Linked DNA regions of Homo sapiens: region 1 is linked to region 2. Evidence: chromatin loops called from intact Hi-C (ENCODE). Cell type or tissue: heart right ventricle. All regions are shown on one strand. Each heading gives the region's core, and the rest is flanking DNA. Links, peaks and the distances in the headings are about the cores only. Region 1 holds the start of MS4A4E (membrane spanning 4-domains A4E). Region 2 has its middle 5.7 kb from the start of LINC02705.

Region 1 (4,401 bases), core at 84-4,083, 73 kb after region 2:
AATTACAGGCGTGAGCCACCGCACCCGGCCTATTCTTTAATGTAAGGGAAACTCGGCCTCAATCTCTCACGCACACCTTCAGACTGAGAATTTAGGACATGTTGGGTCTGTCTTATCAAACACACTTGGTAGTTCTCCCTCTGTGTTTAGTGCCTCTCGGGTAAGGCTGTAAGCTTCCTGAGGGCCGAGCCATTATATCAAATTAAGGCTTATAATTGACTCTTATGATTTTCCATAATTCTTTGGTAACATAGGTCAGGTTCTGGTCATTCAAGGCTGGTGCTCTGTCTTTATAAGACATTCTTGACATAAATTTATATAACTGCCTCCTATCTTTACACCACAGAAATCCATGTGTTAATTATCTAGGGTAGATAAGGTCCCCAAGGAAAGAAAGCGTGTGTTTACAAGACTCCACTTCTCTACAATCAAAATATATATTTTTTAACTGCAGAGAATATTGGATACATATGAGGGAGGGACATTTCTTTCAGGTTGGAGAAGAATCTAAACCTTGGTTTTGCCACATCACCTATATGCATCAGGTTCTTGACAACTACAATGTCTTCCCCGCCCCTCCTCCCCACCCCGGATAAAGAGGTGGGGTAACCTAGACCACCCTTCCCTCTTCTATTGGCCCCAGTCTCCTTGTGGATCAGCAGCACCAGCAGTCTCTTGTTTCCTCATTTTTATGTCACCATCCCCCTTATGGGTCACAACACAAGAGAGCATGAGGAGAGTGGTATACACGGTCATCCCCTTTTTCTTGGCAGAGTTATCAAATAGACTAGAAACCCAAAATGAGGCCTGAATCTGGATGGTTTTTAGGAGGATGATGGGGATGCAGAAATGGTGGCATGGGAAGGGAAAAGGGGGAAAGGCCTGGGCTAGGAACCAAGAATTCTGGGTTTTTTGCTCCTAGCCCTTTTGTTAACTTGTGTGATTCTAGGTACATTATTTCCCTTTTCTGGATTTCATTTACTTCATCTGGGGAAAGATTACAATGACTACGACTACTTACAAGCTTCTTTCTTATCCTAAGAATGCTAAAAGTCTACAAGATGTTTTTCATTTGCAGATTTTATCATGAGCAGCCTCAGTTTACTGCCTGGGTGCCACATGAATAGTGCCAAAGACCACTGGAGAACTACGTCAGGCCACAGCCCATCTAAATGTACAAGGCTGGGGACCCTGCCTGTGCCCTACTCCATGTACACCAAATTCTGCACGTGCTAGATCTTTTCTTAAGTCTTGAATTATAAAAATAACCAGTCAGAGACAAAGAATAAAGACCATGGAAGAAGTGCATTAACAGTAGATGAGGTAATTAATCAAAGTTTAAAATGTTGCTTACAGTGTTTTGGTATCCTGAGAACTTACGGAACAAAAGTAACTAAAACAACTTCATCCAGCCTCCAGTGTCAGCCTTTAGGAGGCTTTTCTAACTCCCATCAACTGTAGCGAAGACTGTTCCTCAACCACCCACAACCCTCACCAAATGCATATTTAAATGTGCACTCAATCCACCCCAACCCTGACTACCAGCTTGGGTCATGGGAAGTGACCTCATTTTTTTTTCTCACTCCACTCCCAGAAATCCTAAACCCAGGAAATGAAACAAACTATCAGTCCGAGAGCCTAGGAAGGCAAGTCCCTGGACCTACCTTTCTTCAGGCCTGCAATGTCTGCTGCAGGTCTGATGAGTGCAGGGCTCTGGGCAAGTTCCTCAAAGTTCTTTGTTCCAGACACAGTCAGCTTCCCCCACTCCACACCTCACTCAGTTTAAATCTGCACTCCTTTTCTAGTAGATGTTTGGAACCTTAAAGGATGTGTTGAGAACTTCTGAGACACACAACTAGTTCCTCTTTTTTATCGGAAGCATTAACTGATTTTGCGTTCCCAATATGGGTGTGGACGTTTATTTTGAAATTTGCTGAAAAAGCAGTGGCTGCCTGATACAGTCTTTCCTATGAAAATAATAGTGCTAATTACTGTGGGTATCAGTGGTGGAGGATTTTCTGTTTGCCAGACTCTGCTCAAAGATTGTTATATACACAACTAAGTAAATGGTAATTTATAAATGCCCCCTTTCACAATTTCACACATTTCCACAGTACTCTTCTTCCCAGAGAACTACTGTTACTATTGTATTAGGTTGGTGAAAAAGTAATTGTGCCTTAATATACACAACTTAAATATCTTATTTTCATGATATTTCACCTTTGGAGGTTCAACATGAATAGCCACAAAATGGGAACAAGTTGGTTGTACAGCAATAATTAATACAACACCTTTCTAAGTCAAAGAAGCAGCTGGTATCATAGAACAAGCTGGTCTTTGACTAAGACAAACCCAATGGCAATCATTTCTTGTATGACCTTGTTAATCCCCTGAACCTGATTCATTGGTAAAATAAAATAATGCCTTCTTTACATGGAGGAAAGCAAAGTGGCATGCAATTTTCATTCACTCAGCATTTTCTTAGAGAAAAGCTACTATAAGCCAAGCAGTGTGCCATGTGCTTCAGATAAAATGGTGAAAAATGATTTTCGCTCAAGGATTTTATAGGCTACTTGACAATATAGACAAGTAAATAAATCACCCATTATAATCAGTTACCTGCAAGGTAAAGTGGCAATGCTGATGAATAAATAAATCATTACAACCCATTATAATCAGTGATCTGCAAGGTAAAATTGGATATCCTGAGAGAGCTCATAGGAGGATCAAAGAACTCAACGTTGGGTAGGTAGGCAGAGGAGACTTCCTAGATAAAGGGACATCTAATTGGAGACCTGATGAATAAGCAAAAGACACACAAATGGAAGAAGGATGGAGCTAGGTAACATTATTATTCCCATTTTCCAGAAGATGGAACTGAAACTCAGAGATATTCATATAGCTGGTATAGATGAGATTGAAATCCAGTTTTGCCTAATCCCAAAAACTTTGTTGTCTATAATCTGAAATTATTTTAATTCTCAGAATTAAATGGGTTATATTTCAGAAATATTGTCCTGGTTTTCATGTAAAGCAACAATAGGAATAAATAATACTGAAATCAGGGAGTTAGGGTTAAGAAAGAGGCAGTTCTCTAGGGAAGGGATGATGGTTACTGAACTACCTATGATGCTAGTGAAGTTGGAGAGAATGAATGGATTTGAAAGATGTTTAGGAACGAGAAATGACAGTACTTGTTGATATAATGGATGTGTAAATCAGGAGAGAAAACAGGAAAGGATGGCGCTCAGATTCTGGGTTAGGAAACTGAATGAATGATAGAGCCATTCAGTAAGGCAATAGACATGGACCAAGACAGAACTGCAGGAACAAAGAGTAAGACTTGGAGCATATTTAATTTGAATTGTGTGGGCACCTTCAAATAAGGTTCACAAAAGTTGGATAACTGGCAGGAGCTAGGGAATGAGAACATGGCTGTAGAGGTAAACCCAACAGCTCTTCACCCAGAGGGATGAGGTTACCCAGGCTTGTGGGAGGAGGCAGAAAAAATCAGACCCTTTTTGCTAGAGAATAGAAACAGTATTATCAGAAATAAGGGTTTCCAGAGGATGGCAAAAAGAGATTAAAGAAGATAACAGGCAAACTAGGAAAATGTGGCATTACAGAAGACAAAGGTACAGAGTTTCATGACTTTATAAGAGAGGTTGAAATTCTAGACTAAGAACAGATGTCAATCTTACCTCCTCTTCCATATAGTGTGAAGTGAGATATTATTAGTGTTATTCTTAGCAGACAAGTGATTGAGGATTTATGGTGATATAAAGAACAATAAAATTGAAATTTGACAGAGAAACATAAATAGAATCACCCTACCTCTAAATAAGCATAGGACAAAACTAACTACTATACAAATAAAAGCAAATAAAAAAGAGCTCAAGTTCAGTGACAAAACAACAAGCAGCAGAGTAGGTCAGAGCCCAGAGCAGTTGTTAATTAATTTTTAAAATTATATTGGAAAAGCGGGGTCAGTTGTTCCTCTGTCCCTCACACAGGCATCACCTAACAAGGTAGTTTATCCCCAAACCAAAATATGAGAACTGTTTTATGAGCAAAAAACCAAACCAAAAAACTGTTTTAGGGTTCTGCTCTAGACAAGTATATAGAATGTGAGTGCCAGCTCTGAGTAAAAAACAGGAAAGAGACAAGAATTAAGGTCTAAGCTTCCATTCACAAGGTATAAAGGAAAAGCAAAAAGCAGAGAATATTATGGAATTGATTCCCAAATGAAAGTCCTGCGCTCACTCTTTAGAGCTGGGATCCTGATGATGAAGACACAGAGGTCACCTTAGTCTGGAGAAGGAAGGGGCTTTCTCTCAACTACATCACAACCAATCTGTATGTATAACCTGGCTTTATGCCCCCTCTTCTCTCACAGTCACC
Region 2 (4,401 bases), core at 335-4,334:
CTCCACCCATCTTCTAGTAGTCCTTGAGCTGGAGTGTCTGGGTGGGACACTCAGTCCCTGCAGGATGCATCATCCTTCTCCCTCTTAGGCATTTTCCAGAATTGCTGCTCTGGGGACAATTGCCTCCACAAAGTTAACAGTACTTCATGGAGTTGCTTATCAATTTTCTTTCACGCAACCCCAGCCAAAATCAAATCAATCTACATCTGTGTGCAGGTCACCTACTGGGGATGCATTTTGTCCCAAGAGGTAGCCCCCTGGAGTAGGGAAACTTTCCCCTTTTTTATGGCACAGACTCTCTGGTCTCACCTACAGCCCTCTGCTTCCCTGAGGGCCGCCATGGAAGTAGTCACCTTATGTATGCAGCACCCCACATAGAGTGAGGACAGTGGCCAGGGAACCAAAGGCACTCAGGGGCACAGAGCCCAACACAAAGTCCCTCATGTGGGAGGTAAAGTGTTCATCATTTGGCCCTTGGGTAGTCAGATGGAACAGCCTGCCACACACCCATCTCCCAAATTACATGCACTAAATCTAGATACGACTGCCATTTACTCACAGTTTCTGGTATTTCTTTGGCATCTTTCCATATCGTTCAAATGGCCACCATCAGCCATTCAATTAGGGTGTGGTCGCCTTGCCCTGTGCTAACCACCTGCTCACCTGCAATCACTGACGGAGGGAGGGATGAGTCATAATGGAAGCCAACTTCTCCATTTCAGAGGCAGAGCAGACGATGCTGTTGGCTCCCTCATCCCAAAGATGAGGCATCGAGGCAGGTAGGGGTTCCCCCAAGCACTGCTGACACTGTTTATCTAATTCCCACAATATAATTGGGGTATAGGCACTGTAAGACATGTGCTCTGTCATGGTAGGGGGTCCCCAAGCCCAACCCTGGGGCCCCAATGACTGTTCCTGCTCTATTTTCTGATGGACCACTGGGCAAACTCGCAACTGATGTTCTTCTTCCTCAGTATCAGACTGAGCAGGAGTCTCTGACTGGGATGGTGGGCCCAAGCCCACACTAATGGCAGACTCTAATTCTCATTCCAAGCTGTGTGTCTGGGCCTCTGGGTTTCTGTTTGTGCCTGGAGGTCCCCTACCTTTGCTGCATCCTGCAGGGACTGAGTGTGCACTTACCGTAGTACAGTCAAAAACGCCCATTGAACTATGCCAGCAAAGGTATTGTCCTCTCATTGCTCTGTGCTTACAGGTACTTCAGTGCCTTCTCCATGCTCACAGGAGACCTGTCCACCACCACCCATGTTTCCACCAAGGCCCATCCTAGCAGCACAGCTACCATCAGGTACCACAACACATGCTGGGGCCACATGGCTGACCTGGGATCATTGAGGCCAAGGGCTCACTCATCTTGGGATCCTACTGACTATGCCAATTGACAGGTTCCAACCTGAGCTGGGTTCTGAAGGGAGCTGGTGGACACGTGGTGGGTAGCTGAAAGAACACTTGGATTGTAGGCAGTTGGAACGTGGCTTTATTCTCTCTCCTGTCCTACAGAGTCAGCAGTGCAGTTATATTACTCACAGACAGAGTGGCTCAAAGCCAGGTATGAGCTCACACAAACAGATTATAGTAAATGGTTACATAATGCATGGGGTTGTGCACCTGCGCTCCAAACCCGCTGTGTCATACCATACCGGATGTTTACCTTGGCCTACTCCTGACTGAAGCACAGCCACTTTCCTTACAATAATAAATAACTTTTGAAAAATGCATAGTTTCCCCTCACTGATGACATGTGGAGACACTGTAAAGGACAAAGGTAGCAAGTGTGATTTCCTGTGGTCAAGTTAGATACCTCCAGTGAATTCCAGATACCTTGTTTTGCCTTTTTCTATTTCTCTTGGGAGAAAAGTTGTTCCTCGTTATCACCATAAGGTGTCAGTAGAGTCAACTGTGCAGAAATTGGGAAAGGCCAATAATTCTAAAATCTTTCTCCTGCAAAGGGAAGAGAAAACATGTTTCCTACACAGTCTGAGTCATCCTATTTAGAGCATTCTACAACTTTCTTTCTCTCTTTTTTTTCCTCTCTTTCCTTTTTTTTTGTTTTTTCAAGGTCTTGCTCTGTCCACCAAGCTAGAGTGCAGTGGCAAGATCATGGCTCAATGAGCCTCAACCTCTCAGTTTCAGGTGATTTTCCTGCCTCAGCCTCTTGAGTAGCTGGGACTACAGGCATGTGTCACCACACCTGGCTAATTTTTTTTTTTTTTTTTTATAGAGATAGGGTTTGGTCATGGTCTCCAGGCTTGTCTCAAACTCCTGAACTCAAGCAATCTGCCCGCCTCAACCGCCCAAAGTGCTGGGGTTACAGGCAAGAGCCACTGTGCCTGGCCCAGACTTTCTTGAAGAAATGAAAGATTTCATGAGTATAATCAGGTTCCAAATCCCAGCGATGTATTGGGGTTGAAGTTAATTTTAGACATAGAGGGTGGAAGTGGAAGGGGAAGGAAAGTTGGACTATGGAAGTGAAAGCAAAGGGAAGTAAACACACAATAAAACTCGAGTTCACTGAGCATCTTTCATGTGTCAGCTATATTGGTAACTGCTTTACAAAGGTTATCTCAATACATCTTCTATCTCAAGGTAGGCATCATTCTCACTTGACTTGGGCTGAAGGGGCATTGCTACTTGAAAGAAAAGATATCAGTGGATGACATGGCAGTGAGGTTGAGCCTAGGATAAAAAGTGGCTTTGAGTGTTGCCTAAAGGGCTGGATGCCTTCTCTGATAAACAAGTCAAAGCTGAAGAGAGACCCGGGGGGAACTTTGAAGACCAGAAGTTTGACTGGGTAATCAGTAAGACTTCTGGTATCCAGAGTGCTGTGGTGGTGGTGAAGACATGGTGGCAGGGGGTGAGGAACAAAGCTGGAGTGTGAGTACAGTAGATGAATACACCAATTGTGGACTCTGAGTCATAGTCCTCTCCTGTGGCAGAAGGTGGCACCATGTGATTGATATGGGGGATGTGGATTTTCAAAAGAAGGACTCTCTCTCACACATACACATACACACACACAAACACACACACACACACACCTGTTTATCCCCTACATTCTTTTAGGCAGAAGAAGGTATGCTTTATTCTGTGTTCAAATAATAGTTAGTGCCCTGTATATATCCCTAATTTCACTGTCATCTCTGTTTCTCTTATTTGACATAGTGTCTGGTATCCAATAAGCGTCAATAAAAGTTGAATGTCCACAGTAGGTAAATAAATAAAAGAAATGGTGTGTGTCAGTGGGGGGTGCAATGGACAGGGAGAAGACATAATGAACGAGAGTTTGAAGATAAAGCTAAAATCAAAGAATCTGACAGTCCAGTTTCAGCCTGGAAAAGAAAACAGCAGAAAAGCTGAGTATCAGGATATCTGATACAGTGGGTATGACCCCTGCTACAGTGGGTAAAAGCAAGGGAAACATGACCAGTTCTTTCAATGAAATGGAGCTCATGTAAAATTGAAATACTTTTCTACGTGTGTGTGTGTACACACATGCTGAAACTTAATATTTATACACAAACAATTGGTCTTTCTTGCAATAAGAAAATAAGTATGAACTGGTCGATGCTTCATAAAAAATGAGTATTCCTGGTTAGCTTTTGTTTGCTCATTAGTTTTGTTTGAATATTTGATGGGGAGAAAATGGAGTTCCAATTTGGGTTTATGTCTGTCATTGTTGACTTATTCTGTGTTTAAGGGAAAAAACAACAAAACGAGTGTTAAAACAAAATATGCACTCAAAAATTTTATTTTGAAGCCAGCTACTTTCATATACCCTGAGACTTCATTATATGGGGCTTGCCTTTATGCACTAATGAGTTAAAATACATAGGATAAAACACTAGCACCTGTATAAAAAAGTCTGAGCACCACAACAAATCAGTTAACTCCTGTTGACAATTAAGGGGTACAATAAAAAGTTGTGTCCTTTGCTTCACTGTGATCCATTGAATGATCATTCTGTCTAGTTTTCTGGGAAACATTTTCTGGGAAATGTTTCTGGGAATGATCATTCTGCCTTGTTTTCTGGAAATTCAGACTATTTGGCTAATCTAGTAAATGGTAATTTACAGCCCCGTGCTTTTGCTGAAGTCAATGTCAGGCAAATCAAGAGATCCCCAATGAACACATATCTTAAATGACAGTGAAATAATGGTTTTTTTTAATGTTCATTACTTTAAAAGCTTACATTTAGGAAACTCAAGCTTTGCTTTTCTATAATGGTTAACTTTTCCATATTATCATAAGAATCAACTTTCTGATTAATATTTCTCCCTTTTTTCTTAAGAAGTCAATAGTTCTTCATATCCACAGTCATGAGTCATTTTTGAGGACATGCCAGAATTACCAATGTAACTGTGAGGCAGGAAAAGTACACTCTAG

The links. Peaks named below come from ENCODE experiments on the same cell type or tissue, not always from the same donor. Only the 100,000 strongest peaks of a DNase experiment are listed, where the experiment ranks them.
Region 1: it touches region 2 in a loop (2.4-fold over the local background); 14 of 110 quality-filtered maps call a loop at or near these places.

Annotation. Positions count from the first base shown.
Region 1 is chr11:60,241,294-60,245,694 of GRCh38, forward strand. It overlaps MS4A4E (membrane spanning 4-domains A4E), which reads right to left and starts at 1,844. Exons shown (of 9, transcript NM_001393391.1): 1 at 1,665-1,844. In heart right ventricle, for the core only: no CTCF peak of the experiment used is centred there; a DNase peak (open chromatin) is centred at 1,696; H3K27me3 peaks cover 566 bases.
Region 2 is chr11:60,167,857-60,172,257 of GRCh38, forward strand. It overlaps a transcript of MS4A6A not described here. Among named protein-coding and RNA genes, the nearest start is that of LINC02705, 5.7 kb to the left of the region's middle. RefSeq lists an enhancer at 557-1,756. In heart right ventricle, for the core only: a CTCF peak has its summit at 1,897; a DNase peak (open chromatin) is centred at 1,593; H3K27ac peaks cover 713 bases.